Linked DNA regions of Mus musculus: regions 1, 2, 3, 4, 6 and 7 are each linked to region 5. A link is a loop called in an ENCODE intact Hi-C map of the cell type or tissue named here. Cell type or tissue: heart. All regions are shown on one strand. Each heading gives the region's core, and the rest is flanking DNA. Links, peaks and the distances in the headings are about the cores only.

Evidence for each region. A loop is a pair of places that touch in the nucleus more often than their neighbours do. Peaks named below come from ENCODE experiments on the same cell type or tissue, not always from the same donor. Only the 100,000 strongest peaks of a DNase experiment are listed, where the experiment ranks them.
Region 1: a loop joins it to region 5, with 8 times the contacts of the local background. A loop is called at or near these places in 16 of 42 quality-filtered maps.
Region 2: it touches region 5 in a loop (2.2-fold over the local background); 5 of 42 quality-filtered maps call a loop at or near these places.
Region 3: it touches region 5 in a loop (9-fold over the local background); 23 of 42 quality-filtered maps call a loop at or near these places.
Region 4: it touches region 5 in a loop (7-fold over the local background); 22 of 42 quality-filtered maps call a loop at or near these places.
Region 6: it touches region 5 in a loop (7-fold over the local background); 20 of 42 quality-filtered maps call a loop at or near these places.
Region 7: it touches region 5 in a loop (2.2-fold over the local background); 11 of 42 quality-filtered maps call a loop at or near these places.

What each region holds. Positions count from the first base shown.
Region 1 is chr1:164,364,419-164,368,921 of GRCm38, forward strand. All of the region lies in intron 9 of Nme7 (NME/NM23 family member 7), which reads left to right. Among named protein-coding and RNA genes, the nearest start is that of Gm39690, 52 kb to the right of the region's middle. In heart, for the core only: a CTCF peak has its summit at 2,494 (motif pointing right); a DNase peak (open chromatin) is centred at 2,473.
Region 2 is chr1:165,318,719-165,323,221 of GRCm38, forward strand. It overlaps Gpr161 (G protein-coupled receptor 161), which reads left to right. Exons shown (of 6, transcript NM_001310429.1): 5 at 31-150; 6 at 2,718-4,503. The coding sequence ends at 2,983. Among named protein-coding and RNA genes, the nearest start is that of Gpr161, 25 kb to the left of the region's middle. In heart, for the core only: a CTCF peak has its summit at 2,027 (motif pointing left); DNase peaks (open chromatin) are centred at 2,023, 2,933 and 3,453.
Region 3 is chr1:164,314,856-164,319,358 of GRCm38, forward strand. The region is part of intron 3 of Nme7 (NME/NM23 family member 7); the gene reads left to right. Among named protein-coding and RNA genes, the nearest start is that of Nme7, 9.4 kb to the left of the region's middle. In heart, for the core only: CTCF peaks have their summits at 642 (motif pointing left) and 2,029 (motif pointing right); no DNase peak of the experiment used is centred there.
Region 4 is chr1:164,896,355-164,900,857 of GRCm38, forward strand. It overlaps Gm32652 (a long non-coding RNA gene), which reads right to left and starts at 3,302. Exons shown (of 5, transcript XR_865700.2): 1 at 3,045-3,302. In heart, for the core only: a CTCF peak has its summit at 2,565; DNase peaks (open chromatin) are centred at 647, 2,747, 3,277 and 4,037; H3K4me3 peaks cover 1,144 bases; H3K27ac peaks cover 3,885 bases.
Region 5 is chr1:165,118,060-165,122,562 of GRCm38, forward strand. No RefSeq gene overlaps it. Among named protein-coding and RNA genes, the nearest start is that of 4930568G15Rik, 28 kb to the left of the region's middle. In heart, for the core only: a CTCF peak has its summit at 2,489 (motif pointing left); DNase peaks (open chromatin) are centred at 1,892 and 2,492; H3K4me3 peaks cover 737 bases; H3K27ac peaks cover 2,205 bases.
Region 6 is chr1:164,903,195-164,907,697 of GRCm38, forward strand. No RefSeq gene overlaps it. Among named protein-coding and RNA genes, the nearest start is that of Gm32652, 5.8 kb to the left of the region's middle. In heart, for the core only: a CTCF peak has its summit at 2,058 (motif pointing left); a DNase peak (open chromatin) is centred at 2,027.
Region 7 is chr1:165,044,744-165,049,246 of GRCm38, forward strand. All of the region lies in intron 5 of Gm51669 (a long non-coding RNA gene), which reads right to left. Among named protein-coding and RNA genes, the nearest start is that of Gm51669, 14 kb to the right of the region's middle. In heart, for the core only: no CTCF peak of the experiment used is centred there; a DNase peak (open chromatin) is centred at 2,138; H3K4me3 peaks cover 513 bases; H3K27ac peaks cover 2,996 bases.

The sequences.
Region 1 (4,503 bases), core at 162-4,161, 750 kb before region 5:
CTGGAGTTTCTTTTACAAATGTTTACCAGAACAAAAATAATTGAGTGTCCTGGGGATCCAGCTCAGTCAGCAAAGTCTTTCTGTTTCTGAGGACCTGAGCTGGGACCCCCAGCACCCACATTAAAATACAAAACAACAACCAAAATTCAGAATGGCAGAGCGTTCATCTCTAACCCCAGTGTTGGGGTAAGGGACAGACAAAGACAGGAATTCCCCAAGTTTGCTGGCTAGTCTTAGCCAATTTGAGTTTCCAGATTCAATAAGAGACCCTGTCTCAAAAAATGAGATGAAAGGGCTAAGGAGATGGCTTAGTGGTTAGGGGCACTTGTCTTTACAGAGGCCCTGGGTTTGATTCCCAGCATCCACATGGTGGCTCACAACTGTCTGCAACTCTAGTTCTAAGGGATCCAGTGACCTCTTCTGCCCTTCACAGGCACCAGGTATGCATGTGGTACACAGATGTATGCACTTGCAGTCAAAATACTGAGTAGGACAAATTCCCAGGGGAAATGGCGGTATTGCCCACTGTGAAGTTTTCAGTTTAGTTTTTTTTCAAACCGAGTGTTCACAGAGACAGCTCAGACACCTCCAATGCATGTCTCAGCCCTACTCTAGAGCTACTGAACAAGCTCAGAAGATACTAACCTGGCTGAGAAGTCCAAGGTTAAGGCCTGTGAACAGGCATAGTCCACAAGCTCAAGTGCTTGTAGGGCTCATCAAAGTTGGAAGAGCACTGTCTATCAGTAGTGGCGTCATCGTCCTACCTCCAGCTCCAGGATTCTTCTTCTATGTTTGCTTGGTTTGTTTGTTTTAATTGATTTGTGTGTGTGTGTGTGTGTGTGTGAATCTTATCTCTCTGCCCCTTCTTATTCACTCTTCACCCTTGCAAGCCCCACCCCTAAAAGATAATAGAAACAAAACAACAATGACGACAAAATTAAAGTGTAGAAAACATCTCATCATCAAAGCTGTAGCATGTCCCACAGTATTTCCCTCTGTCCACACATCTTCACTTGGAAATGTTCGCTGCAATGAGTCATTGGTCTGGTCCGAGGCCTCTGGCTTCTGCCACACCATTGGTACTGGATCCGGGACTCGTCCCAGTTATCCTGTTGTTGCCCTCCTATGTCATGGCAAGTCTTCTGCTTTGGAATTGCAGGACTGGCCCTCTCGTGCTCTCCAACAGTTCACAGATGGTGTAGAATTTAGGGTGGGCCAACTCAGACCCCTGGATCTGGGCCTAGAAGTATATTAGAGAGCTGAGCAAGCTCTCCAGCACTGCCCCAGCTAGCCCACCCAATGCTGCCGCCAGCAGGGTTAAGGTCAGCTCTCCTGCTCTCCTGCTCTTTGTGAGGGACCACAAAAGAGCAGGAGAGCAGGATAAAAGTTTCACTCTGCCCAGTCAAGGTACCAGAACCACTCTCTCAGTTGATGCACTTGTGGCCCCTAGTGAATTGTTTCTTGATTGTCTTAGGGTTTTATTGCTGTGAAGAGACACCATGACCATGGCAACTCTTACAAATGAAAACTTTTCATTGGAGCTGGCTTGCGGTACAGAGGTTTAGTCTTTTATCATCATGGCGGGGAAACATGGTGGCACAGATATAGACATGGTGACAGAGAGGTAGTCAAGAGTTCTACATCTAGATCTGCAGTGCAGCAGGAAGAGACAGTGAGCCACTAGGCTGGCTTCAGCTTTTGAAACCTCAAAGCCCACCTCCCAGTGATACACTTCCTCCAACAAGGTCACACCTCCAATAATGCCCCTCCCTATGAGTCTGTGGGGGCCATTTTCCTTGAAACTACCACATTGATATTCAGAGGTTTGTGTAGTTCCTCCCATATTGACTTTTGGACTTGACTGTGACTTTCTTTAGCACTTACCTTCCTAAGGCACGCTGCAGTCACAGGCTTGCTGAGCACACGTGCATTGGACTTTGTCTTTGAGTGCTCTAGTTAGAAACCAGTGGTGTGACTAAGAAGCTCTGATGAACACTACCTGGAGTCTTGCCCTCAAGACAAGCTATAGCTTTCAGAAGTGTCAATCTAATTCTACGATTTGCTGACAAGCCCCAGAAATGCAGATCTCAAGCTGCTCATCCAAACAATGCCATGTATAACGAAAGTCTCGCCTCTAGCACCGGGAGCTGACTTCATTCACTGAGAATGACTCTGAGCCTGAGGTCTGTGGCTAGACCAGTCTCTGGAGCCAAGTGCCTATTGTAGGCTTCACTGATGGAGAGGTGAAGAACTCGGGGAACCTCCGGGTGTGAGTGGGGGTGTGTGTGTGCTTGTTATCTGCATCACAGTCCTCCACGATGATTAATGCCCAGGAGTTTGTGCAGCCCTCAGTCCTGTGGCTGCATTCCTCACATTATGATACTTGGGAGCAACCCCCTGCCTCACAGTCACCTCAGGGGCTACAAATTGGTAGACTCAGAAGGGTGGGGCAGTCAGTCCAACCCTGGGACTGAAAAGCTAACTGTGACCAGCAGAGGCCGCTGCTAAGCAACTAGCAAAGTGAAGGCCTTTGGGGATGTCAGACAGTCACCAGCACAGTTCAGCACAGAGCAGCAGAAAGCACAGGAAGACACTGTGCACTCCTTTCTGGTCTTTCCGTTGTACTTTTAGGAACATTTTACTTAATTTTACTATTTTAATATTTACTATATTTTATACCGTCTTCTATCCATCTTTTTTAGTCATCTCCATAATCTCCATGCCCTTGTCTAATTTTGTTTTTTCTTTATTGAGCAATCTTCTATCAGCCTTTTTTTTTTTTTTTTGTCTCCTTATCTACCTTTAGTAGTTTTTTGACTGTATCTTTCCGATTTTGTTATTGTTTTTGTTTTTTTGAGTCAGGGTTTCTCTGTGTAGTCCTGGCTGTTCTGGAACTCACTCTGTAGACCAGGCTAGCTTCGAACTCAGAAATCTGCCTGCCTCTGCCTCACAAGTGCTGGGATTAAAGGCGTGTGCCACCACTGCCCGGCTCTTTCCAATTTTTAAAAAGGCTTGTATATGTTTTTGGTTTATTCCCTTCTTATACTTATCTGTTAGTTATGCATTTTCCCATGAAATCTTTTTGTTTTCCTCTGCTCCAGTCTCTTGCCTTTTGCTCTTGCCTTCTTTACATTCTTCTCCATTCCTTTTCTTTAGCTTGTCTTTTCTTCTTGTTCTTTCCCGTCTTCATTTACCTTATGTATCAATAAAAAATAACAATGAGTAGGTGGTAAAGCATACAGGAGTGAGCCTTCCACAGCCAAGCAGTCACCTCCGAAGGGGGGAGGCTAACTGTTGGAGACCTGTAACAAGAGCTCCGGCTTGGGATGTCGCTGGTAGTTAGCTCCAAAACTATTTATTAAACTTCACATGGATGCCATACCCTGTACCATAGGTTTATTTTTATTAACAACTCATATATGGAAATTAAGTAAAGCATAAAATGTATGGTGCACACACACACAAGTATGCTTGTGAATGGGTTGAACATTTTAGAAGAACATGGGAGAAATGAACACAGCAATGAATGCCTTTATTAAGAACTGAAATTCTAAAGTAGGGGAAAATTTACTTTCATGATATACAACTTTATTTTCATTTTATGTGTTTCATCATTTTCAAATTAAAGAATAAAGAGTAGGAGAAATTAAGACAAAACTAATTGCACATTTATGATTTCCCTTGGTTGGGTAGGTTGAGTTGTGGACATAGAAAGGCTGTGACTTTTTTGTGGTTCTTTTTTGTGACTCTCAAGAATCTGAGGTCACAGGCCTGCACCAATCTATCCCATAAGACCTTGCTTTTCTGTTAAGTTTCCAGGTCACGCTCACACTACTGAAAGCTGGCACCATACTTTGAGGAGCCTCAGCATCAAAGCTGTCTCATTATCAGCATGCTGGGGACTAGGGGGAAAGTGGTCTGTACCAGTGAACATAATACACACTGCACAGGAGAGGGCAAGAATTTAATTTTAGAACACACTGCACAGGCGAGGGCAAGAATTATTTGATTTATAGCCAAGGATGTGTCTATTTTGAAGCCTGTTGTATACGTGGCAATGTAGTCTTCCTGAAGCTATGCCAGAGCCATTCGAACCAGCAGAAGAAGCAATGTTCTTGAAATATTGTGTCTAGATTTGCAGGTCTCCTTAGCTGTGACTTTGGGTAGCTAAAATAGACAAAACTGTGTAGTCCTTTAAAAAGTATAAGCAAAGCCAGATAGCCTTGAGAAGCTTCTAAAATGTGTTTCTTGAAAAGGTGACAAACAACAGAACTAATTTTAGATCAGGGAAAATATTTATTTTGTCCATATATGGACAAATGTTTACATGGCTTAGAGTTAGCTTTTCAGTCTTTTTGTGGTGTTTGGCTCTAAAAGAAACAAATTTCTACCGGTGTTTTTTTCACATATGTAGCATCCTTGTGATTGCACGCCATCTTTAACTGGGAGTTGCTCTTCTTCCAGTCCCAAAGGAGTTCACCTCTCAGATGAGGAGGAACCTCC
Region 2 (4,503 bases), core at 272-4,271, 200 kb after region 5:
AGATACATGTGCATCCTCTGCCTGCCTTAGGGACGGATGTGATGCTGTTGGAAGATGGCACTTCTGAGGACAACCCTCCCCAGCACTGCACTTGCCCACCCAAGAGGAGGAGCTCCGTGACATTTGAGGACGAAGTGGAACAGATCAAAGGTTGGCTTATGGGAGTGTCTCAGTAGACACGTGGGCAAGGAGGGGATCCTAGCCTCATTCTTACCACAGAACGTGCCAAGACTTCATCGCCTCTGCCTCCTTCCCATCACTGCAGCCCCACTAGGGATACTTGAGGCATCTGACTCATAGCAAGCAGCATCCAAGGTGGGACAAATGCAGCTGTAGACACACACACACACACACACACACACACACGTACACACGTATACAGTCACACATACAGACACACACACACACACACACACACGTACACACGTATACAGTCACACATACAGACACATACAAACACACACAGTCACATACACAGGTACACATACACAAACACACACAGATACACTCACAGCAGATACCATGAACACACACACAGCACAGACACATTGCACACATACATACACAGATACACACAGAGACATATACACACAACCATGCACAGTCGCATACATATATACACGCACAGACACATACATGTAGTCACACACTCACACACATAGACACACAGTCTCACACACAAACACACTCAGACACACTGTCTTAGGGTTTCTATTCCTGCACAAACATCATAACCAAGAAGCAGTTGGGGAGGAAAGGGTTTATTCAGCTTACATTTCCACATTGCTATTCATCACTAATGGAAGTCGGGACTGGAACTCAAGCAGGTCAGGAAGCAGGAGCTGATGCAGAGGCCATGGAGGGATGCTCCTTACTGGCTTGCTTCCCCTGGCTTGCTCAGACTGCTTTCTTATAGAACACAAGACTACCAGCCCAGAGATGGCACTACCTACAAGGGGACCTCCCTGCTTGATCACTAATTGAGAAAATGCTTTACAGCTGGATCTCGTGGAGGCAGTTCCCCAATTGAAGCTCCTTTCTCTGTGATAACTCCAGCCTGTGTCAAGATGACACAAAACTAGCCAGTACACACACAGTCACATATGCATATACACACATACACATAGACACAGTCACAAATACACATACACGTGTACACACACACAAACTCACACATAGACACACACATAAAGAGCAGATTCCATGAACACACAGCAAGGACATACCTACACACACATACATACACAGGCACACACACAGTTATGGACACACACATGCAGACAAACACACACACAGATACACACAGAGACAGTGACAGGGAGACAGAGAGAGAACTCAAAACAATTCCCAGCTTTCTCAGGAACTAGCCTGACTGGATGAAATAGTTTCCGTGCCCCCTAGTCCACAGTAGTTGCTCCCCTTTATGGATAGTATCCAGTTATAAATCTGATCCTGTCCTCTTAGCCCGTCCCCTCTGACGGACAGTGGAAATATGGCCCTGTGAGTGCAGGCCAAGCTGCCATCCTGATGAATGGCCCTGGAACCTGCAGGGACCGGAGCCCACTGACTGGGCTTTCCTGCTTATCTGTTAACACAGAGCATCCTGGATGCTTAGGGACCTGGGGCTAGTTTCCACTCCAGACAAGCCAAGGGGAGCCACTCCTGTGTAGGAAGGAGTCTCTTTTTCTCCTGTCTCCAAGTGAGAATAGCCACTGGTATAAGGAACCTTGAGTCTGCTGGAGCCAGGGGCTCTAAGGTGTAAATGCTGAGTATGCAAATGAGCCTCCCTCTGCCCTGCTCCACTCCCTTGCAGCGTGAGGGGAGAGGTGGGAGAGGAGCTCAGAGAGGATGGTAAGTAAGTATCTACTTTTCTGGCAAAGCAGATTCAATACAGAGCTAGCCAGCAGCTTTGAGAGTTTACATTCCCCTTCTACTGGACAACAAGTCCATCTCCTTCCCAGACCTCTCACGCCGATCCCAGCCTGCCCCTTTGTGTCCTACGGGTGGGCTGGAAGCGCCCTCTGCTGGTTGGGTGCTGAGAGCAAGGTGCTAGAGCAGGGGATGACAGTTATGCTGTGTAGGGAGCAAACTAGTGCTGCTAAGGTCTCCACTTCCTTCCTGGAGAGTGGGGCACAAACTGCCTGTTCTCCAGAAAACATAAGGGGAGAAGGTCCCCTAGAGACCCCGAGAGCTTAGGCAGTACGGTCTGTGACCCAGTGCTCAGGTTTGGTCATTAGGCGCCACCTCTGTCCCTCTTTTCCATTCAGTGTAGTGTCACGGCTCCTAATCCTTCCCAGGATGGTGGAATTGTTGACATCGCTTCTAAATGTGAGGCTTTCTACAGTGAAGGAGCCTCTGAGGGAAATGGAGAGGAGACATGGCCTTTGAGTCTGTGCAAGCTTACAGCCTAGGCTGTTGAACCCAGGAGCTACAAGAGGAAAATTCTATTGAAGACGTAAAAGCTAAAACATTTAGGGTAGAATTTACTCATTCACAGTAACCGTGTGAATCTTTTCTCTTTAGAGTCAAGGAAACTAAACTAGAAAATGTCTGGCCTTTCTCAGGATGTAAATTGTGTGAAGTCCAAGATTTTAGCCTGGGGACTCTGATGTCAAAATCCATACCTGTAATCTTCGCTTGTCCGCTCTCTCTGGAGTAGCAAGCCAGCAGAGACCATATCCCTTTTCGCTAACCTTCCTTTCTGCCTTCTCCCACAGAGGCCGCCAAGAACTCTCTTCTTCATGTGAAAGCTGAAGTACACAAATCCTTGGACAGTTACGCAGCCAGCTTGGCTAAAGCCATTGAGGCTGAAGCCAAAATCAACTTATTTGGGGAGGAGGCTCTGCCAGGGGTCTTGTTCACAGCACGGACCGTCCCAGGGGCTGGCTTTGGGGGCCGTCGAGGCAGCAGAACTCTTGTGAATCAGAGGCTGCAGCTACAGAGCATCAAAGAAGGCAATGTCTTAGCTGCAGAACAGAGATGAAAGCTTCAGAGGGGAGCGGGGCCGCAGCGGAGCTACCGGGACTGGTGCCTGTGCCAAGACCCTGGAACATGTCACCACTCAGAGAGGGCCAGACGCCGGGAAGGAAACATCTGGTATGCAGCCAGGAGGATTGAAAATACTGTCTCCAGTCTCTGACTTCAGTTGTCTTCTGTAAAGCACATGTGGGCTGCTTCAGGGCTCCTGGGATGGAACGAGGCTTCGAAAGCACACGTTAGAAGCAGATGGAGATGTGGCTGGGGCATCAGGAGGACTAGAGATGGTGGATGTGAAAGGGAAGCCACCATGTGGCTCTTGTCTTCAATGGTATCCAGCTGCTTTAGCTGTCCCTGGTCTCAGTGAGGCCTCTAGAGGCAATCCCTACTCCGTGCCCCTCATGGGGACAGAACGGCTCACCCTAGCACTGTCAGACCATCTGGGGGCTCTGTGTAGTTGATCCAGGAAGCGTGGGACCACAAGTACTAGACTAAATGCAAAAACAGTCCAGAGAGCATCCGAGTAGAGCACCCCACATAGACACCCCATATCTATTGCCCTAGTTAGGACTTGCTCTTGGGTAGCACCTGCTGCTGGCCAATAGAAACAGCCCACAGGCCACCCAAGATGTGGCCACCCCACCCACTTCCTTGTTGACAGATTTTTATTATTACTATTATTATTTGAAAAGAAGGGAGAAACCACTATGAAAGACAAGGGCGAATACCAAGCACTTCATTTCCAGAATAATAAAACCAGGAGGTTAGGGCATATCACTAAGCCTGGGACTTGAGGTCATACGCAGATGAGGGGAACTTGGGGGGAAATCCCTCACACGGGAGATATAGGAGATGCTAGAGTGACTGGCAAACATAGCTGGCCTCACTTTCCAGAGGCAATTGTGACTGTCATAGCAAGTTTGGGGGCTGGCACAAAGGTAGAAAGGGCACTGGACCCGAGTTCATAGCCTGGGTTCTTGACCCAGCTTGGCTTTTGTCTGCACATCATCTGGGACATCCTGTCCCATCACTAGGCCATTTGGAGAAAAGAAAGGTGTGGGGAGTTGGAACAAGTAGCCTCCAAGGTAATTCCAGCTCTGACTTTTGATGGCTTCTGAATCTGCAATTTAAGAGATGGGGACAAACTGAACATGACTGGTGGGTGACCTAGGATCTGTATACTTTTGAGGGTGTGCCCAGTGAGTACAGGAAGAGCACCTGCATGCTCTGGCCCTCACGTCTGTCTTTGTGTTATTTGTTTGGCCGTCTAGGGCAGTCCTAACTGCCGACTACTGAGCCGTGGGTATGAAGAGGGTGCCACAGCTGAGGCAGATGTGGGACAGTGGGTGGGGTTTGTTGCCTTGGACTCCTCTTGCTCTTTGAGCTAGAACAAGTTTGGGCTTTGAGTGCTTGCTGTGGGGGTTCTGTAAGATGATCTTTTCTGCTGCTCTTAAGCCTGGGTGCTTTAGATAAGCGAAGCGATGAGCAGGGCTGTCCACCACACAGAGCAGAGGAAGTCTAAGACCT
Region 3 (4,503 bases), core at 293-4,292, 800 kb before region 5:
ACGTGATAATATTATAAGGACAAAAATTAAAACAATTACAGGGTGGGTGGGTGGGGCAGCTAGGACAGTGGTTCTCAACCTGTGGGTCCTAACCCCTTTGGCAAACCTTTGTCTTCAAAAATATTTACAGTACAATTCATGACAGTAGCAAAAGTACAGTTATGAAGTAGCAGTGAAAATACTTTTATGGTTGGGGATCAGCACAACATGAGGAACTGTATAGAAGGGTTGTGGCATCAGGAAGGTTGAGTTAGAGCTCAGGGTACAGCCAGGTCAGTCAGACAGAAACCGTAGTGAGGAACGGGGTGGTAGTCGGTGTGAAGAGGAGCTGGACCTGGAGAACTTAGACCAGTGTGGCGTGGCATTGTGACGCTTTAGGAGTGGAGGGGATTTCCGGTTTTCCTAATTCCGATGATTCTGACACTGAGATTGTCACCTAATGCGTAGTAGAGTCACCTAATGCTCTAAATTGTGAATAGCAGTAGGCCCATAAAACAGTAAGCAGGGGACCACCGGATAGATGGCTGCCGGTTAAGAGCACTGGCTGCCCTTCCGGGTGACATGGGTTAATTTGCTAGCCCCACGTGACAGCTGACAACCATCTCTGATTCCAGCTCTGTGGGATCTGACACCCCCTGCTGGTCTCCACAGGCACTGCATGTGCAGCAGAGACATCATGTCGGCAAAACATCCACATATATAAAATAAAGCGAAATACAGTCTCAAAAGTGTAGTGATACGTGGACATATTGAGGATAATAATCATTTCATAGAGGTTGCTTTTTACTTCTGCTGTTATGGTGGTGATGGTGGTGGTGGTGGTATGTGTGTGTGTGTGTGTGTGTGTGTGTGTGTGTGTGTGTTGGTTCTAGTGGAAACTAATTCATATACTTGACTGATATTTTTAAAAAACATGTTCATGATCTCCGAATCTAGTCTAGTCTAGTCCCCAAATTTAAAGATAAGCAAGCTGAGACACGCTTTGAGGCGACGTGCCTCAGGGCGGCGTGCTTGCTGTTTGTCATCCACTGGCTGTGTACACTTCCTGTGTCTACCCAGCTGACCCCGTACTGAATTGGTTCTGGCTTCTCAATGAAGGGAAGGAGTTAAAAGCTGAAAACTAATTTTACACACACACACACACACACACACACACACACACACTCTCTTTCTCTCTCTCTCTCTCTCTCTCTCTCTCTCTCTCTCTCACTAAATCTTTATACCACAAGAAAGTTATTCTTGAGGTAGCTAATAGAACCTTTATTTTTAAGTTGTTTTCCTCTCATATAATAGATTTAGGTGTGAGGGGGCAGGTGAGGAGAGTCATCTGTTATTCACCCTCCATGACGGTAGAGGTTGAGCCTGATAATTAATTTATTAGTGGCTAAAAACCAAGGCTTCAAACTTGCTTGAGAATAACCTGGGGAGATGACCAAAAAAGTCAGTCACTTTGTAATGTGAGGGGTCAGACATTGTTGGCCTGACCTGGCATGAAGATGCTGTAGTAGAACCAGAAGACAGCCTCTTTCTCTTAGGAATTGGAACGGGAGGGAAGCCCGGTGCTCCTCGGAGTTCCTGTCTGCCCGCTGCTGAGTACTTAGCTGGCTGCAGCTCTTTGAGTAGTGATGTCCTGATTTTATGAACACTCAAGGCGATGGTGCAGCTCTAGTGTAGCCCAGGTTGAGGTTTTTACTTTAATTTTTTTAAGTTACAGCTCTGTTTAATTTCTAAAGTGCCATAGGTAGGGTGAAGGTGTTTAACGTTTTCTTTTATTGAATTCTAGCGAATGACTCTGCAGCTTTCTTGTAGCTGTACAGAGAATGACATGTTAGCTTTGTTTTTAAACCTTCAGTTCATAGAAGACAGAGTGAAACATACCATTATTTACAAAAATTTATGACTCACCTGGTGCTGCTTGACTAGACCCTTTACAAGTTTGCTATGATTTAGCTCATAATCGCAGGATTAAATTGGTGAACTGGTTGTGTGACTCAGCTTTGGTGACATGTTGTAACCACAGTGAACACTAGGTGGCGCTCCTCCATCACTGGATGGCATCCTTTTCAGTGCCTCTGAATTTCATTGGTGTTCATATTGATGAGCCACTCAGATGCCACCTTTGTTGAAGTCAGGAATGCACAGAACCACTGATTATGTCTCATAAAGTGAAAGATTAAAAAAATGTGAACGATGAATTCTTCTGTTGGATTAAACCTGAAAATGCTGTTTGTCTTACCAAAAATGTAAGGATTCAACATTAAATAATATCTGAGTTGTGTGAGGCTATCTAGGCAAATGCATGAAAGAAAACTCTGTCCTAATACGTATGTCTTCAGGTAGGCTCTGGCAATCGTGGTATTAACACATGCTGGCATACACAGGCTTTTCTCACTATAGAAGGATGTCTGTGTTCATAGCCTCTCAGTCCCTGTCTGCTTACCATCAACACACCATCTTCTCCAGTCACGAATATTCAAACACCCTTCACTCCTGACAAAAATGCAAACAGAGTCGGGAGTGACTTGCAGCTAATGCCCCGTGGTGATTGTTGCAGCGCATGCCAGTCCACATGTGTGTTTGGCTTCTGCAGCATTTGGCACCTAAGGCTGGGTCTTGCTGTGCTCATTCTTGCAGTGGGCTGGGCAGGGTTCGGGATGAGCTACAGGTGCCCTCGTGTGGCACACATTTCCTAGCCAATGGAAACAGTGCTCTGAGACGAGCACAGCCTTCTCTATGTGCACAGACGTTAGCCCCGTTTGTCAGTGACACTGCTTATCTATGCTGTCAACTCCTAGAGAGAAAAATGAATAGAGTAGTCTAGGAAGGGTTGAACTTGCTAAAAGTGCGGAGGTCAGTTTAAGCACCACAGTGGAGACAGGAGCCCTTCCCAGTGTATCCACGCCTCCTACGCCAGCTTCCTACACCAGCTTCCTACGCCAGCTTCAGGTTGTGGTGCCTTTTTGTTTCTTGAACTCCATCTTCCCCATCATAACTCTATACTTTTTATCTCCCTGGAATATTTTTCTCCTAGGTCTCTACATGACTGGCTTCTCCTTGTCCTGGTATTGTCTTAGAGGGAGACCTTAACTGTCTCTCCTAGTTGGAGGCCGGTTCCTTACCTCTTTTACCTAAAATTTATCACGTATACTTATTCCCTTTCCTTAGAGCATTTATCATGACAAGTATTGTATTGTTTGTTTTTACATTCTATGCAAAGTATGAAGAGAGATAGGAAATGAATAGGTATGGTCTATATTAATAGAGCTCTGTCCATTTTGAATATTCTAAGTGACTGTTGTAGTGTCTGACAAAGAGAAGTCATTAATTTTTTATTAAGCAAATGAAAGAAATAAATTCAACTTTTAAGAATGCCTACCTTTCCCTTTGTGCCTACCGGTGGATACATACTGCTTTTCAAAGTTCTTCATATATTTACTCAAAAAGTATTGTGTTGCATTTTCTACATACTGCAATATACTATACTATACATACATTATACATGTAGTCCTTTCAGATGCAGTCTTGAGCCAAACAGACATTTTAGCAGGGGAAGGAACTCTGCAGTCAACGTCTGTTGCATGAAGACAGTAAGTGCTACAGGGAGAATGGCTGGCTGTTGTGAGCAGTGAGCCCTCCTGGTGGTGGATAGAACTTCAAGGAGGTGGCCAAGGTCTCTCTCATAGAGAAGAAGATGAAAGTGGAGCAGGGTTGGGGAGGAGAAGGAGTGAGCCATGAGATATTGGAGGGAAACATCCCAGGAAGTAGGTAGGAGCAGCGGTGGGAAGGCTCTTGGGTGCATACAAAGGATTATGTGCCTAGGGCAAAGTCCGCAAGAGTGAGCGTCATGGGAGGCCATCGCAGACAGACAGATCTCACAGGCTTTGCTTGAATGGAGACACTTCATACTCGTGTACTAGAAGACTTGATTTTCCAATGGGGTAAATAGACTGAACACAATCCCTGGTAAACTCCCAGAGGCTAATTTTGCAGAAACTGACAAGCCCATTCTGCCTTTGAGATGGTAACATGAAGTACTGAAGTTAGCCGAGGCGGTGTGTATGTGTGTGCATGAGTGGAAGCGAAGAGGCCAGAGGTCAACACTGGGTGTCTGCCTATTTATTTCCCATCTTACCTTCTGAGTTCGTGTCTTTCACTGAACCTGGAATTCACTGAAAGGCTGGGTTGGTTGGCTAGCAAGCCTCAGAGATCTGGCTGCCCATCTCCACCTCCCGTGTGCTAGAATTACAGGTATGTGCCGCCATACCCGGTTCTTTTCCATGTGTGCTAGGCACCAGACTTAGCTTTTCATGCTTGCATGTTAAGTGTTTTACAAACTGAGCTATCTCCTGAGTCCCAGCCAAGATAATTGCTTAAAAGTATGAAATTGGAAGATTTGCCTTTCCTGAATGAAAAAGGTGTAAAGTTTCTGTTTTAGACAGTGTGATGCAGCCCAGGGATAGCTAGGTTTCATGATGAGTGGAACGGAGTTCAGAGCCCAGAGGT
Region 4 (4,503 bases), core at 292-4,291, 220 kb before region 5:
CCCCCTCTGGCATATGGGTTCAATCCTTCATTCTTAGAATGGCTTCCAACGGCCTTCACCCTCCACCCTGTAGTGGAGAGCAAGATTGTCTCTTGGAAGGATTTTTCTGCATGTGTGAATGGAATGGAAGATGACTGATGGCTTGGTGAATTGTGCACTGAACTCTGACTTTTAGGCACTAAATATAGACAGCGCACATGCTGGACAAGCTAAATATAGTAGCAGTGTTGGCAAGAAGGGGTGAGGGAGACTCCCAGGACAGACTGGATGGAGGCTGAGCGGTAAACCCACAGCCACTCCCAGCTGTGGTTAATTTATCACCCCTGCTGGGAAGGGGTGCGCGTCAGTTTCATCCAGGCATGATTTGTTTGTCAGAGTGTTTGTTGGGAGCCATTTTTCTGTCTACAAACAAGCACGCAGCTCAGGATGCCTTTGTCTGCCTCCAGCAAGTTAGCCTTCTCCACTGGGCTACAGCTCAGTGCTGTCCCCATTGGGGGTGACTTTGGATCTCCTAGTGAGTTATTTCTAATTCCATCCCACACTGCCCCAGATCTTTCTTGTTTAGTTAGATAAGATGGCTCTAATTATTGAGGCTGAAGGTCAGAATGAGAATGGATCGCTAGGGCTGCCAAACTGTATGCCCCGAAGCGCACTTTCTGGTTCAAGAACACAACTCCTTCCCCCACCCTACCCCCTTGCCCCTCCCGCCGTCCACTCTGAAAAAAGCCACTTAGCTCTTTATCTTTGCCCAAGTTAGGGCCAACGGCTAGAGAAAGTGTCCTCTGCCCCCTGCCTCTCTCCCAGCAGCATGAGAAGACAGCATTAGGGCAGCATTAGAACTCTCTTGGAAGAAGGTTCCCTTTCAGAACGCAAAATGTCTGTCAGCCCTCTCTACCAGTACTGCCACCCCCAAGAAGCCACCGTGGACAGGGAAGGCCTGATAAGCATTCATTTACAATTTTCCCTTCATTAGCAAGAAGCCTGCTTCTCTCCTGGGGTGAGACAGAGATAGCTCATCTGCATTTTGATTGCTGTGTTAGGATAATGACAACCGAAAATAGGCTCTGAACTCCCTCTATGACCAGTTTCCATTAATTAGATTTAATTGTGTGACCCAAGCAGGGAAAAGAGATCTCCTTGCCTGTCCATGCATAAATCATATCTGATTTATCCCACTGTGTTTTCTTTTATGTCTCATCACACCTCCCAGTGCTGGAACCCAGGAGCCCGCCTGCCCTCCCCCACCCCTCCCCTCCAGCCTGCCCTCTCCCACCCCTCCCCTCCAGCCTTCCCAGTGGTGACTGAGATACTAGCCTGCCTTATCTCAAAACAAGGAAGTTTGCTCACAATGCTATCATGCCCATGAGTCTGTAAGTGACACTCTCGGTTGGCTATGGCTTGGTTTTTCTTAAAGCTAGGAGAAAACCCATCCCTAAGGGTCTTAATTGGTCTAATTCTCAGCAGTCATAACTATGGTCAAAGCAGAATGCAAAGTCACAATTTTCTGCCGATCCATGACAGAGACAGAAGATGTGAATATAAATACAAGATGGAGAGAATACATTGGCATGAGTACAGCTCAGTATCTTCATGATGGAGACTGAATATGTTAGATACGTTAGGATGACTCAGGGGTCTAAGGCAGTCAGGAATCAGAGGCAAGTCAGTGCATCTCTGAGTCCGAAGCCAGCATGAGTTCTAAGACAGCCAGAGCTACAGAGAAATCCTGTCTTTAAAAAAATAAAAATAAAATAATGACAAAACAAATGGTGTTTGTCTGTCTCTTTGTCTGGTACAGATTTGATTTTTACCTTGTGAAAATAAAAAAATGCAATCTCAAACATTGTGTTTTATTCCACTATAGAGTAGTGTGTGTGTGTGTGTGTGTGTGTGTGTGTGTGTGCAATCTCATAATTCTGCTTTGAATTTGAACTCATTTGGCCTCCTACTTATTCTCTAATTATTTAATGGGTTATGTAAAATCTCTGTCATGTAGTCATGTTGTATTTGTATGTGAGTCATGATTTTACCTTGTTGAAAATTGTGTTTCAGCATAGAATTTCCACTTACTATTGGCAGCTGCTATATGAGTAGCTATTTGCTATAGCGACTTCAGCTCCATTTTCTTAAAAGAAAGTGCCAGAAAAAGATAAAGGTCATTTGGCAGGCTAGGCAGTGGGTGGTAAATCAAGCCCCTTGCCCAATACCAAGGAGGCCAGGGCTATGAGAGAGAGAGAGAGAGAGAGAGAGAGAGAGAGAGAGAGAGAGAGAGAGAGAGAGAGAAAACGTAACTATATTGATTTGGATAAATACTGAGGTGTATGGATAGATAGCCTTTGCCCTACTGAGAACATCATCAGATTTGCGGAGAACAGATGAAATAATCCACACATTGATCCTCTCCAACAGAAAAGCAGAATCAGGGGAAGAGGTAATAGGTGTGCGAATTTACAGAAAAACGCAAGCAGTTCCCCCTCAAGGGCTTCAGGTGCCCTGTTCAACTGAAGCTTTATTATCCGGACTTGTCCTATTTCTTGTCGCTATACTCAAAACCCTAGAGGGCAGCAGCGCGCCCAGAAGGACCTAGCCCAGTTCCTCCTGCAGAATGAACTCAGCGAGTCCTCAATCATCTCGCATCCTGTACACCCGACTCATTGTCAAGCAAACCCCAATAAGGCAGTCGCCCACCTACCCCACCCCCCATTCCCATGCCTCGGCACTGCGGGATTAGGGCTCTGGGCTCCATCACTGTCCTGGTGGACGCCTGCAGCAGGCTCCCCCAGACTCTGCACTGCAGCATTGCAGCAGCGCCTGCAGCTCCTTGTGCTGGGTGGGAGCTCTGCACTGCGCCGCCGCCGCCGCCGCTGCCACCCCCGCAGCTCTGCGCAGCCTCTGAGCCGCAGTTTACATAAGCCTGGCACTCACAGCAGTGAGCTCACCTTCTCTGGGATCTGGATGCAAACTCCCTGAGAGACAGTAAAAGCCAAACCGCTACTAGATTGCTCCTCACCCCCCAACCCCCAGGAACTGTCAAATGGTCATACCCTTAGTGGCGAAACCGGAGCCGGGAAATGCCCCCAGATAGGACAGAAAACATCTCACCATGGACAGCGAACTCTTCTTCTTTTAAAACAAAAACAACAACAACAACAACAACAAACAAAAACAAAAAAAACAAAAAAACAGCCACACTTGGCAAGGTATGTGACTTTGACCTCTGGTAATACAGTTTCCTCTAACCGGCTGCGATGGGCAGGGTTAAAGCCAGCCAAGGGCGTCAAAGTCAGTTTGCCAAGAAAAATAAAGGGCGAACTGGTTTGTGCTGGATCCTCTTAATTGCTTCACTTCACTTACTGACTGACCTTGTAGGTAATTTTTCTATCCTTCTCTCCTGGCTTTTCTAGAATGTTCAGTGGAAACACGGAGAGTTTTCCTCTGGGGGCAATAGGCCAGTCCCAATTTCACGCTGACAAAAATAAGTGGCACTATGCATTTTCTCTCTTCTCCAGCCAGTCTCAGCTGCTTTCTTCCGCCCCTGAGAAACTTGGAGTCTCACTCCAAAAAGCTCGGGCCCTAAGATCCTCTGCCTCTCACCTCCATCCTTGCCCTTCAGAGCAAAAGATGTAAATCAAACCACAGATGTGTGACTCCTCCCCTCTACGGAGAAGGAAAGAACTCACTCTGATCAATACTATCATGCCTAGGCAGGGAGTAGCATAAAAATGCTGAGATTACTCTACGGTGAACATGCTTGCCACAAAGCTTGATGACCTGAGTTCTATTCCTGGGACCCACATAGAGAGAACTGACTCCCACAGTTTGTCCCCTGACTTCAACATCTGTACTGTCACACACACACACACACACACACACACACACACACACACAGAGAGAGAGAGAGAGAGAGAGAGAGAGACAACATAGGTAAATAAACCATTAACTGATTAAAACTTGTAATTGCCATAGGCCTCTGCTAAGAACTAGGACTGCTGTTTGCTATCACCGAGCTTTCTACGCCAGCAGGGTCAAATAGGGAGAACTTGGACCTGATACAGAAAATCAGGGCTGCCCAGTGTACCCTGGATTAAGGGGAGGACATGGAACCTTCAGCCTGGAATGTCATGGGCAGACTTAGACAAGCTGGTCACCCAAGTCAGGGATAGGATGCTAAAGGGATTTTTTTTTCTTTTCTTGGAAACCTGAGCTCTGGATTGAAAAAAGGTTTTCTTTTCTTTCCCAAAATATATGAGAGTATTTTCTCTCTGAGGAATTACAGCTAAGACAAAAGATAATGCCCAGCAAGCCTTTCAGAAACCTGACCAGCAGGACTTAAAGAGAGCAGTAAACAGGGCAGGATTCTAGAAGTAGGTGTCAAGACATCTAACGGACTAATAATGTTCAGGACATTTAATCTTCAGCTATGCCCTGCTTATGCCAGTTGGAGTGGCACAGGCATAAAAAAGAACGCCAAATCCAGGATGGCATCCCCACACATGCCCCTGG
Region 5 (4,503 bases), core at 279-4,278:
TTTTTACAGGAAGACAAGTTATCCTATTTGTGAAGGTAAAAGAGGAAAGTCCTTTGGGATACATTTTTTCAGTGAATTGTTTCTTTGTTGATACACAGTCTTACCAGGCGGGCAGGCCTGGAACTTTCTGGGTTTATGAACATGGCCTCCAGCTTGTGATGCTCCTCCTGCTCTGTCTCCTGAGTGCTGCACACTGTGCCTAGTCTGGGTGCCTGAGGACACAGTCGTCTTCTGTCCCGGTCCTGGCTAGCTCCGGAGAGGAGAGTGCAATGGCTTTCCTCAAGGATCTCAGTGACATAAAACATCCTCACAGTTGTCTTGATATAAGACAGGAGCTCAGATTCACTGCTGTCTGGTGAGACAACCACATACAGTGTCAGACAGTGGCCCAGGGTCGCAACCCCTCATCTCACGACAACCTTGGAATATGAGTATCATTGAACAAACAAGAAGGCGAAAACTCAGCCAACTTCAAAACCGTGCCAGTTTGCCCACTCAACATGGCAGGGCTGGCTTCAAATTTGGTCTCTTCATCTCCCAAGATGATGGTGACATTCCTCTCCCACACTGGATTACCATGAGGTCAAGCAGGAGGGAAAATCTGATATGGAAGAAGAGCTTAACGATTACAATTGGCCACTTGGGGCTGGCTGCTTAGAGCTCATGACTAAAGCCTACAGCCAGGACTTGTCCTCAAAACTACTCTTTGGCCACTTTAATGATGTCCTTGGAATTTGAAGAGCATTTGTTCCTTAATTAGAATTTAATCAGGAATAAATCCACTTTTCTACAGATACACTGAGTTTGATATACAGAAGGGAGAAGCAAAACTTTAGGAGACAGGAGGCAGTGGGGGCACGAGTCGGCCAATTAACCACCTAGGAAACCATTAAGTCAGGCTTTCACCTTGACTTATCTTGCCAAGGCTTTGTCTTTCTTGACAAGTGTACACCCAGCGCCTAATTGGATTAAATTGCAACAATGTAAGCCATCCAAGAAACTCGCAGCCTTCCTAACCAGAAAGCCTTCCTGCTGCTCCCGGGCAGTGTGTCTTTCTTGACTTCTTGAAGTCTCTCACGCCACCCCACCCTCACCCTAAGCATCATGGAAGAAGCAGCGGGCGCTTCCTGCGATGTCTGCACCAGAGAGAGGAGTCTGAGATAGATTTGCATGGGCTGGGGGCTGTGCTGACCCAGAACGAGAAGCTAAATTCTCTCATCCCAACAGCCTGGATGCGGAGAAGGTAAGGGAGACGGGAGGACTCAGAACACAGATACTGTCACCCCACTTCACAAGGACACCCCGAAAGCTGTCCACACAGAGCCATACAGAGGGAAAAACGGGGCTCCAGCACTTTCCTGCCCTTAGGAGAGGGAGAATGGGAGAGAGAAGAAGCATCTGCCAGCAGCTGCCCTGCTTCCTGTCCATGGCAAAAGGCCTTTTGTGTTGGTTCCTTGGAGCCTCTGAATCCTGTGACTAAGCCAGCCATCAAGCAAGCTGAAGCACTGGTCTTCAGCAAGAACACTTCTGTGAGGTGACAGCTTTAACCGGCATGGCCTGGCTTCTTAAAAGACTTTGACACCAGGGTTTTGGTTTGTGTTTGTTTTTTAATCTTGCTGGAATAGCAGCTTATACAGGGAGGAAGCAGGGATGGTGGGGGCGGGGCGAGGGGGGGAGGTAAGGATGATATGGGATGGGAATGAATAGGGTGGAGCTCCCAACTTCTAAGGACTTGGTGGTCTGTGCCGCTTTGTCTCTGGACGCCGACCCCAGATTTCCAGAGCCTTAGCAGACTTGTACTTCCTGTGTCCCAATCCTTTCTTCTCCCTCTGGGAGGCAGCCGTGCAACAGGGCTATTATGTATGGCGTTTGCATCCGTTCAACCCACCACCTCCCCAAGGAGCAGAGGGGCCCCAGAACCTCTCATCCTGGATTAGAATACTGCTCCACCCCCTCGTCCTGACACCTGCCTGGGATTCACTTAGTCTCGGCAAGAACTCCCAAATTCCAAATTCCAAAGCCGAGTCTTCATGTTCTTCCCTGCCAAGAAGGCAGAGAGGGGCTCTGAAAGCCACACCCTGGGCTTCTGGCATGTCTTTCCTATACTGAATTGTCAGCAGTAAAGCACCTGGTCCATTACTGAATTAACAGTCTCCCCAAAGATGCTTCATACAGAAGTGGTGGTTTGCTTTGGGGATCTGTTTATTGGTTTTTTGGTTTTTTTTTTGTTTGTTTGTTTGTTTGTTTTGTTTTTAACCTAACCTAAACCAGAACACAGTTCTCATCCAGGCTGTACCAGTTAACTCCACAACCTTAAAGCTGCGAGCCTTATATGGATGGTGATTTCTCTAAAAAGGAAAATTATGCTGCATCACTTTTCTTTCTATCTTTTTTTTTTTTTTTTTTTTTTTTTTTTTTTTTAAGTTCTGCAGCAGGAGGCCTTTACGCAATGCGGGATGTTGGCGAGCCGGGCTTTTGCTGCCCCCTCGTGGCGGCGAGTGTGTATCGGTTTAGAGGCTGCAACTGCGGTAGCTTAGCGGGCAATGCGGTGGGCATAGATGATTTTGTGCAGAGTTCTGAGGAACATGGTTGGCTCTGGTTCAAGGGTGAGAATTACACATTTACAGCTGGGTCTAATGCCTTCCCAGCTACCCATCACCAGGGCAGGCCAGGTTCAGCAGATCTTAGAGGATCCTACCTAGATCACGTAAACCTAGTACCCGCTTCCTCACAGGGCGCCCTCCCTGACCACTACGTCGGGGAGGAAGAGGCACGGAACAGATAGTGTGCTTTTTCTCAGGCCCTACAGTCTCCCGCGGAAAGCAAACGGCTCCAAAACCTAAGCTGTAGAGGGAGAGAAAGAGGTCTCCACTCGAGCCCTGACATGCACACCGCGAAGACTCCGTGCCCGACTTTTCCCCGTCGAGGGCCTGGAGAGAACCCCCTCAACCACCTAAAAGCAAACACGAATAAGAAATTGGTGATGGTGATGACGATGACGATGACGATGATGATGATTTCGCTGAAAATTAGTCCGAGGATTACTGGCTGTCCTCTGTGACACAGAGCCCCAGCTTAGGGACATTCGCACAAGACCTCCCCCAGACTTTTAATAACCAAGCTATGAACTTCCATTCCTCAGAAGGATAGGGGGCAGGACGTTGGATCAATTTGGTTTACCACGAACCGGGAGTTAATGAATAAACCGATTCCCTTTTTTGAGAAAGTAATTTTTGGCCCGGACTGCTCTTGGAACTTCCCTGTGGCCTGTGCTTCTGTTAATGTGTAAGAAGATACTGAGTTGGGCTTCTCATATTCGCTGTGGTATATGCTGTTACAGTTTAATAAAGTACCATGTGGTAGAATTTCATTCAAAAATTTTTTCCACAGATTTATCCCAGGGAATCTAAGAGTCAAGTCCTGGAGAAAGTCTTGTTTAGGTTGACCACACACAGAGAGGGGATGTGAGGTGTCCACTTAAATGGCACCCAAAAATATCAAAGCTTAGTGTCTGGAGGAGATAGATGTGGATGGTGGGATGGCTCAGTGGGTAAATGCAAGTCTGATGATCTGAGTTCAATTCCCAGAACCCTCCTAAAAATGGGAGGAAGGAACTGACTTCACAGATTTGTAGATGGTGGTAGATGTTCTACTGAGTACAACCACAGAAGAAACATGTCTGCAAGCAACACTCAGCCCTGGACCAGCACAGAGAAAAGGGAGGACCCACGTTGACTGGAACCCTGGAAATTGTGTCACAGGAGAGACTCTGAGGACGCTGAATGCCCTGGCTTCATTTCTGGTGCTGTGACAAAAGCAGACTGACAGAGAGCAGTTCAGCTGGGAAAGGGTTTCTTTCTGTTCAAACTCCCAGTCACATCACAGTCACAACCAACAACTGAGAAAAAGAAATGTGTGCATGATCCCTCGCTAGGCGCAGCATGATTTAGCCACTCTTCGGTCAAGGTTGGCTTGGGTATGTGTATTTGGCAGGAGAGTATGTTCCCTGGAGAACAAAGGCTCCCGGAGGCCACTGTACCCCGGGTAGCTGGAGTTGCAGGCAGGTGTGAGCCAACCTGGTATGGATGCTGGGATCTAAACTCCACTCCTTTGTTGTTAACCACTGGGCAATCTTCCCAGCCCCAAGAGCTCCACTCGGAAACAGTTTAGGGCTCCTGCCTAAGACATGGTGCCGCCCACAGTGAGCTGAGAGTTCCACATCAATTAAGTTACATAAGACAGGTCCCTCACAGATACACCACTGGCCAAGCCATGGTAAATAACCTCCCGTTGACATACTCTTCCCAGTTGATTATAGGTTGTCGAAATGGCAGAGCTAACTACGACACCCAGCAAAGAAGAATGAAGACTCGTGGGAAACTGAAGACATGTGCTCACCATGTAGAAGGTTATCGTGCAATAATTGCTTTGGCTTTGCTTGAGACAGGGTAACCCAAGCTAACTTTGAACTCACTAGGTAGCCAAAGGTAACCTTGAACTTCT
Region 6 (4,503 bases), core at 309-4,308, 210 kb before region 5:
ATTGTAGTATAGTAATTGTTTGCTAGTTATGCACTTGAGGTTGAAATCCTGAGTCTATAGACCCACTGGTGTGTGTCTTTCCACTGAAGCCCGTACCCGGGGCTGCCCACATTCGCTTCTGTGCTTTGGAGGATGAGAGTTAGATTATCTGACACAGTTATCATGTATGTACACCTTGTGCCCTCCATCCCCCATCTCTAGGTTTCTTTCTTTGCTTCCTGAGATTTGGGTGAGTTTTTTATTCTTCTTTCATCACAGAAAAGTGGTGAAGCAAACTCCCAGGCTCACAACTCACCCGCTACCTCAGTGTTGACTCTCAGATCAATTGATCCCCACACAGAGGCACGCGGCTGGAAAAGAAAGTAATGTGTGGGAACTTACAGCCATTTGAAGTCCAAGATGAATTTTAAGCATCTTGAAACTGTAATCTATGTCAAAGAGAAAGCAGGCTATATAATTAAAGGAAAGGGGAAAATAGCCCGCATCCACACCACTGTGTTTACTACATAATGGGCATTCCAGGAAAAAAGGAAACCAAGAGTCATCTGAGAACAGATACCACATCTTGCACTCCCATGATTCTAGAATAGATACTTCTATTTTTTTCCTTTCTATCTGTTCTTTATTTAACTTTTCTCATTTTTAGTTGAAAAAAAATGATCACTTGGAATGAAGACCGCCTTCCTCAGCCTTCTGTGAAGCTGAGTCTAGCAAGAAGACTACACTTGGAGATTGCATGTGCGACTTCTGAAAAATGCCCTTGGGGATAGAAAATGAAAACCCTGGGTTCCAAGGATTTCTCAGCAGCCTTGGTCTGAATGACCCCTAATTTATACTGCTAGGGAAAAAAACAGAAAACTCAACTCTCAGTTTGAGTCACTAGTACTCTGGACTTACACATAAACCTATCCCTCAATGATAGACCTCTTCAGTATCTAGGGGGAAAACACGTTCAGTCATTCAACACTTGAAGTTATGATAACACAATCAACTAAGCAATTATTCAGACATATTGTCTTTTTCATATTTTTGGAAGGTCAGGTGGTTCTGATTCTCAAACATATGCCCACACATATGTAAGAACAGACATTATTCATACTAGTATGGTTAGCAAGGCAGAATGAGGAACACACACACAGAGTGGTGTCTATATAGATGAGTAAGGTTTAGGCAGTGCAGAATATACCTATCCAAGGAACAAGTTCAAGAATTGTCATTGATTGCTGAAGGATGGATCACTGCATCCTTTGGGATCAACTTGCTAAGAATACACATCACAATTTTAAAATGATTCCTCTTTGTTATACAGTATTTTTTCAGAGATCTGCTCTAATGAAATCGTGTGGGGCAAAGAGTGATACTCAAAACTTTCATTGAAGGACTAGGTAGGGAGATAGTTTCTGCATTTAAGGATTCACTCAATACACACATCTGTCAGAAGTGTGGGACTGGCAGCTAGCTGGCATCCTCCTTCCCCAGGAGTTGGCTTTCATGAAGAAAGAAATAAGAGGATGGGAACAGTATTGAAAAGAGAAGATGGCAGGCTGGGGGCTGGTGAGATGGCTCAGTGGGTAAGAGCACCCGACTGCTCTTCCGAAGGTCCGAAGTTCAAATCCCAGCAACCACATGGTGGCTCACAACCATCTGTAATGATCGACTCCCTCTTCTGGAGTGTCTGAAGACAGCTCAGTGTACTTATATACAATAAAAATAAATAAATCTTTAAAAAAAAAAGAAGAAGAAGATGGCAGGCAGCAAGGCACCTGCCTCCAACCCAGACCATAGTGCAGTCTTCCTACAACAGAGAGAGAATTACCTAGAGTCCAAAGGATTTAGTCCCTATAATAAGGTAGTGTTGCCCAGTGCTCGGGGATGGAAGAAAGGCAGTGTAGAGAAGTCTTCATCTGGAGAATGAAGCTCAGTTTGGTTTAACACTGCTGGATGGAGATATGCATTGGCAACCCTGAGATCTGCAGCTAAGAGAAGATGAAGAGGCCCTGTAGGGAGACAAGCCACAGTGGTGGGCCACAGTTGCAGTGGCAGTGAGCAGGTGCTGCCCCCAAGTGGTTCTGCAGACAGCGGGCATGCTTACAGGGCCAGAAACCTCAACAGGTCACTCCAAAACTGGCTTGGACTTCCTGGTATATAAGTCAAAAGGGATGTGCTGCTAAGGCATATGCAGATGGGGCAAGCCAACTAAATGTTTTGTAACAGATGCTCTAACCTAGGTGCACGATGGGGGTGCGGGGTGGGGGGCTGCTCTGTGAATCACGATTGGCCTCATAATCTGTGCGTCAATTTCCTTCCCTAGTCTCCTCAGCATTCTCCTGTGCCATCATTTCTCACATTTCCAGGGCACAAGTGTCCCTTTGAGTGTAATCAAAAGGTGGTACGTTGTGAGGTTCACGAGGCAGAAGGACCGCAGGCTGCTGTTGCTCTCACAGGAGAATCTACTCACGTGTATGCGTGTCAGTGCAGGACTGCCGTGGGCTTTGACCAGAAGCTCGCAGGTCCAGCAGTCCGCTGTGCTCAGCTAGAGAGGAAGTTTCTGCAGTATTTGTGTATCTTAATTTAAGCTCTTCCTGACCATTGCTCCCGTCATTGTTTATTGTTTGAGAATCTCATACGTGTTTTCTGGTCAAATCCACACTGCCTCCCCTTCTTTCCAGTTCCTCCTCAGTCCCTCAGTTCTGTTCTGTCTCAGCTCCGCACGCTCTTTTCTTAAGCCCACTAAGTCCTCAGTGATACACGGATGTGCACGCGTGTGGATGGAACATGTGTTGCCCCTCTGGGGCTGCATCCCTAAAGAAAACTGTCTCTCCCCCGACTTCCCCCAGCAGCCACTTAGCCAATAGCTCCTCAGTAAGGCTAGGTAGGGTGAGAGACCTCAAGAATTCCTGCCAATGCATGCCAGGAGTTCAGCCATCTTGGTCTTGGCAGGTCTTCTGCATGCAGCCACAATTGATATGAGTTCTTGCTCTCAATGGCACTATCATGTCCTACAACTACTGTTTTGCTACAGGTGTCCATTACCTCTGGTTCTTATCATCTTTATACACACACACCCTTGTGACGTAGCTATTAAATTTGGAGATGAATACTCCATAGTCTCTGTATTTATTCCCTGTGGGTTGACAAGTTCTCCGTATAGTCAACATGTACTGAATAAAGAGTTTCTGAGAGGCTCTATGACCATACCGTTAAGAACTTAGGGAGCAGTTTATTATTATGTCTACTTCAGAGAATAGTATGGGAGGCCAATACAGCTATTGCATAAACGCCCCATCTCTGTGTGAATTCATGACTTAAAACATAAATGCATGGAGTCTGATTTTGTAACCAGAGGCAGACAACACTGGCTAATGTTTATGCACCTGAGCCACCGTGATTCAAATGCCGTGTGTGTTTATGTGTAATGAAATATTAAACAAGGCCCCATGAAATCTTCCTTATCCCAGTTTCTTCTTCATATGTAAAATGGATTGATAAATGCACCTATTTCACAGGACTGTCACATAGATCAAATCAATGATATATGTGAGTGTATGTCTGTCTGTAACATATATGTGTGTATAAATAAAACCACAAATAAACAAATGTAAGGTGCCAGAATTGAATATTACAAAGTTAAAATATGACATTAGATACAAGAAAGAAAAATACATATGCATCCTAATCTTAGCTATCTTGTGTAAGTATATCAATATCTTGGGATATATATATATATATCCAACACAACATCTTCAGCAATACATTTTCTCACTAAGTAATGAGTTTCCAGACAATCTCATTTTCTTTAGTACATTCTTTTGTAATTTTCTAATTATCTACAATGAGCTTAAAAGTGCTAGTATACAGAAAGCAAAAATGTAATGTTCTAAAATGGCTTACAGGAAGTCACATAAGTATAAAATTCAATACCGGGATGCATTCACAAATCCAAAGCCTCCTGAAAAGAAACCCACCCAACCAACTCTGTTTCCTCATCATGGAGATTGTACCGTCTCCATAAAATACTTTCCCCAGCAAGCGAAGAGCAAGTAAATATTGTTCCAGGTCTAAGAATGACAAAGCCCCAACTCAGGGAATTTACAAAAGTTGAAGTCGAGAGGGACAGACGAGTTTCTGGATGAACCTAGAGAGAGTGTTTTACTCACCGCAGATAGGAAGAATGATGAAGCTGATGGTTAATGTCTTCATTCAGGAGAGACATTATTTTATATTAGTCTGTAAGTACTTTCTAACCCCTCTAGTGGTCCTGAAACAGTAAGGTGGCCTATGTCCAGGTTCATAGTTCATTTTGTTACACCATAATTATGACCAGTGCTTTTGTTCTCAAAGGGTCTTTGTTTGGACGGCTACGTGTGCATATGTGTGCCTTATTCAAACAACACTGTGCCATTAGCTCTTAATAGACGTCTGTACGCTGTTGCTCCCTGACAACCGAAGAACAGCCACTGATTTGTTTTGTCTCTGTGGTTGAGTTTACTGGCTTGAATTACT
Region 7 (4,503 bases), core at 274-4,273, 73 kb before region 5:
AATCCAAAATGCCCTCCCCAACAAGTTCATGTTACAAATATTTTGTTTTCTACTAGTTATTTAGGGTGGTTCTGGAAGCTTCTGGGGTGGGACCAGGTTGAAAGACATAAGTTATTGGGGTGAGTCTTTGGCATATATGACCCCTGGCCACTTCCTGTTGCTCCCCTTGTTTCTTGTGAACTCTTATTCTCTGCTCCCTCATGCTCTCTACACCATGGCAGACAAAGCCCTCTGAGCTCACATTAACTCTTCCTTCTGTTAAGCTGTCAAGACACAGCAGCAATGAATATGGTGTGGGCGGGGGGGGGTGGGGGGGGGAGGGGATATGTAGTCTTTGCTCACTGTTGTTCATGGGGAAAGGCTGCCTGGCCATACAAAATCAGCAGACCCTCCCAGGAGCTCCCCAATCCAGGTCAGTTAACTCTCTCCTTCTGCCCTATGATGCTGTGGTTTGTACACACTAATTATCAGTAGGGACTGGGTGGGTGGGTGGGGTCATCCTTACTCTTAAACTTATGCCAGAAAGTTCTTAGGGGACATACTCCATTCTTGGAGTATTCTGTTGCAGGGTCAGACAATTAGCTAACAATAGCGGAATGAGTTTCAAAAAACCAAAACGAGACACCTATAAAAAAATGGAATTTTTCAATCCCAAAGAAGGAAGCCAGGTCATTTATAAGAAGGTAGGTATAACTGGTGATCGCCCTACTAAATGAATTAAGATGGTCTCAGAAAGACAAATATCTTACGCTTTCTCTCGTTTGTGATTCCTGTATCTCCTATGGACATAAAATTGTGTATATATGACATGAGAGTAGAAGTAAAATTATCTAGGCGGTTGAAGGGGAGGACTAGAGGGAGGAGCAAGAAAGGGGAGGCTGGAGAAATGGGTGGAGTTTGTTCAACCTGCAACATACACTTGTATGAAGCTTAAAAATAAATTAAGTTTATTTTAAGCAAAGCCCTTTCCATGTGACCTTGGGATGTCTTATAGAGGATGTGTCCTGTCAACTAAAAATTGTAGCTCACAGCATCTACCATTATCAGATTATAGTAATATTACCATGGTGTGACACCTGGCACAAAATGATAAAGATATTAGGCCCTTATCAAGTCTCCTATTTAATTTGGTATGAGATGTGTCTGTCATTGAGACATGACAGCTTTGATACAGGTATAGAATTCCAATGCCAAGGCCCCTAGGCTTCAGAAATACAGACCCTGTATTTATTTATTTATTTATTTCTGAGCTTTGGGATTTATAATCTTAGCCTCTCCAGTGCTAAGGTCCCTTTTGCATCCAGGTCAGAAGGAAGGCCTGCTAAATAGCTCCGCATCCTCGGTGCACAGCTCCTAGCATGGCACTGGACACAGGGTGAATGTGCCATGAAAGGCAAGTGGCTTTTGGAGGTAGGTTTTCATAGAAGGACAACCTAACAGTCTCTGGCTGCCTCTGGCAACGGCTGCAGGGCACCCTGGCTGAGCAATCTTCTGTCATTCTCCTGGCAGGGGCAATCAGGCAAGCTGCTACTGGTACCTTAGATGAGTCAGCCATTAACTACGAAGTCATACAGATTCTGCAGGAACAAAACAGCTTGAGTCATGGCCCCAGGTGAAAAGGGCAATGCCAAGCATCTTCTATTTAGCCTGCATAGCTGTTTTAGGAGCTGCCCCAATTTTCTAGACAAGGAAATTAAAGCTTACATGGCTCATCCAAGGTCACATATCTAAAAGGCCAATCTCACGGGGGGTGGGGGGGGGGGCCTTCCTGAAGAAGGCAGAGGAAAAGGAGAGGGGAAGGAATTGGTGAGGGGTGAGGGAGGGGGAAGAAGGGAGGAGAAAGAGGAGAAGAAGATGGAGAGAGGGGGGGAGAGAATGTGTACTCTCCAGCTAGCTTTCTTCCGTGTCCTGAGCACAAGGAAGATGCTAAGGCCCCTCCGAGGGGTGGCCATGAAGCCACGCCTGCTCTGGGCAGGGATCTCAGTGAGTCACCCATCCTGCATTCCACCCTTTGTCCTCCCATGCCCCTCTGCACAGCACCATGCTCCTGGCTGGCCTCTCTGCAGTGCCCTTGCTCCCTGTCTGCAGAGCAGCATTTGTCTTTGGCAAATCTGGGCTGCCAGGCTCCTCCTCTGCAGGCAGGCTGCAGTGGTTCCTTAGAAGGTCTGCTGCCTGCGCTGGGACCTGTCAGAATGAAAGATTCCAGTGCGGCTGGCTCTGTCTGGTTTCTCTCTCCCATCTGCCCTCTGTTCTCATTCTCGTGCTTGCTGTCTCTTCAGCGTGTCCTTCCCTCCCCACTTTTCATGTTCCTGATATAGTACACCAGTGTACCACTGCTGCATCCCAAAAGCAACCCTGATCCAGAGCTTTTGTCTTTGCTCCTCATGGGCCTTCCTAGGCTCTCAGTGTTCCAATAGCAGGACATAACCCTGGGTTTACTGGATGAAACATGCCTGGAGATGGGTAGATTGCCCTTAAATTTTAAACTGCAAAGAAGATACCAGAATAAACATTTGTTGGTGTGATTATTTCTTTTAAAAAGCAAATAAACAAACTTCAGACATGGTTGATGAGAGACAGAGGCAGAGATGAGATAAATTGAGTTAAATGCCACATAGGGATCTAAGCCAACCTCTGACCTCTTCCAAATACTGTATTAGCATATTTATGTTATTCTTCTGTCTTTGGTGGTGGTGGTGGTGGTGGTGGTTTGCATTTGTTTTGTTATATAGGGTCTCCCTTTATAATCCAGGTTGGCCTTGAACTCATTATGTAGTCTAAGTTGACGTTGAACTCACAGTGATATGCCTGCCCCAGCCTCCCAAGTGCTGATATTACAGCATGAGCCACCACACTGGGCTTCAGTTTAGCTCCTCCCTTTCTGTTCTCTGTCCTTCCCTGCAGTTGCTCAATTGCCATCTCCTTTAGAACTACCCCATTGCTCCTATTCTCCCTCCAGCTCATGAACTCTCTCATCTTGAATACAAACACCGTCAGTGGCTCTCCTTGCCCACAAAATCAAGCCCAACTCTACAGAAAGACATTCCAACCCCAGCCTGGAGTACGTGCAATTCCCAAAGGTGAAGTTCTGGTTTTGCCTTTGCCTTGTGTATTCCCATCCCTACCTGGAAAGCTCCTAACCATGCTTCCTGATCTACTCTCACAGTCATCTGCTGTGAACATGTGCCGGTTCCAGCCTTTGCCCTTACTTACACACACACACACACACACACACACACACACACACACACACACACACATACTACAAGTGGATATATAACGAATTGTAAACAGTCTTTCCAACAACCATTACAGAATTACAGAAATTCTCTCACCCTATCATAGAATCCAAACCCATACTTGTGGAATTGGCTGTTCTTTGACTTCTTCCTATAGAGCGACTGCTTCTGATAGCTTTCTGAGGCCCAGACTGCTTACACAGCTGGAATCTAGCTGTCTGATAAGGCAGCTGTCACTTCCCATTCTGCAGAACGTTCCCACAAAAACTGTCCCAAATGCTAAATCTTTCATTAGTGGAAGAGCTGACTCATGAGATTTAAATTAGGGATTCTATGCGGCAGAATAGTTCTGTTGCAGCAAATGGAAAGGAAAAAGAAAGAATTGCTCCAGTTGAGTCTTTCTATTGAAGTCAAGCGTGGGCACGGAGAATCGTGGACCTTGGATGACCAGCTGGAAGAAGGAAATGGTGGAGATGAACTGCCCATGTTCACGTCCTTCTTGATGCTGAAAGTCTCTGTACAAATGCACAGCTCTTTCAAGATCATTGAGTTATCTCCTCTCTAGGGCAAGAGGAAGTCCAAAGCAAATCATGCAGGCCTTCTGAAGATAAAGACCTCTTTGTACCCATGCCTAACACCTGTCTTTGACTACCAATTCAGCAAAATATTTTAGTGGCAATGTGGTAGAACTACTTTGGGATAGGATGTTGGAGCCCATCCTTGTCTGTCTTCCTAGGGCTTTGCCTCATCTCTCTTGGGCAGCCCTTTCTGTCAATGAGCATCTTCCAGTTGACTTTTAATAGCAAATTACTTTCATGAAAGAAGTGACCTCCTTCAGCTCTCTTCTTGGTGGTCCCTCCTCCTCTCCTGTACTTTACACGCCAGAATTCCTTGGGGCTCATCTTTGCTCTTTGGCGGCCACAAGTCAACCTCTCTTCCATCTCTGGAAAACACTTACCTTCACTGCCTCCACTACCATCAGCTCCTACATGACACAGCACTCCATATCCAGCCCAGATTCCAACACCCACCCCCCTGCTCCATTCTGTGCCCATTGACAGGATGGCATCCAAGTAACTCTGTTAGCTGTCTCAAAGCATCTCAAATTAACTAGGACCAAAGGCAAGTTGCCTTTACCACATTCCAATCCTCAGACAAAGAAACAAAACAATAACATAAGACTCCATTCTTTTAGGGTTCATACCTTCTTGAATGATGCCAACCTAGTATGGGATCAACTGGGTGGGGGAGCATAAACTGTAAA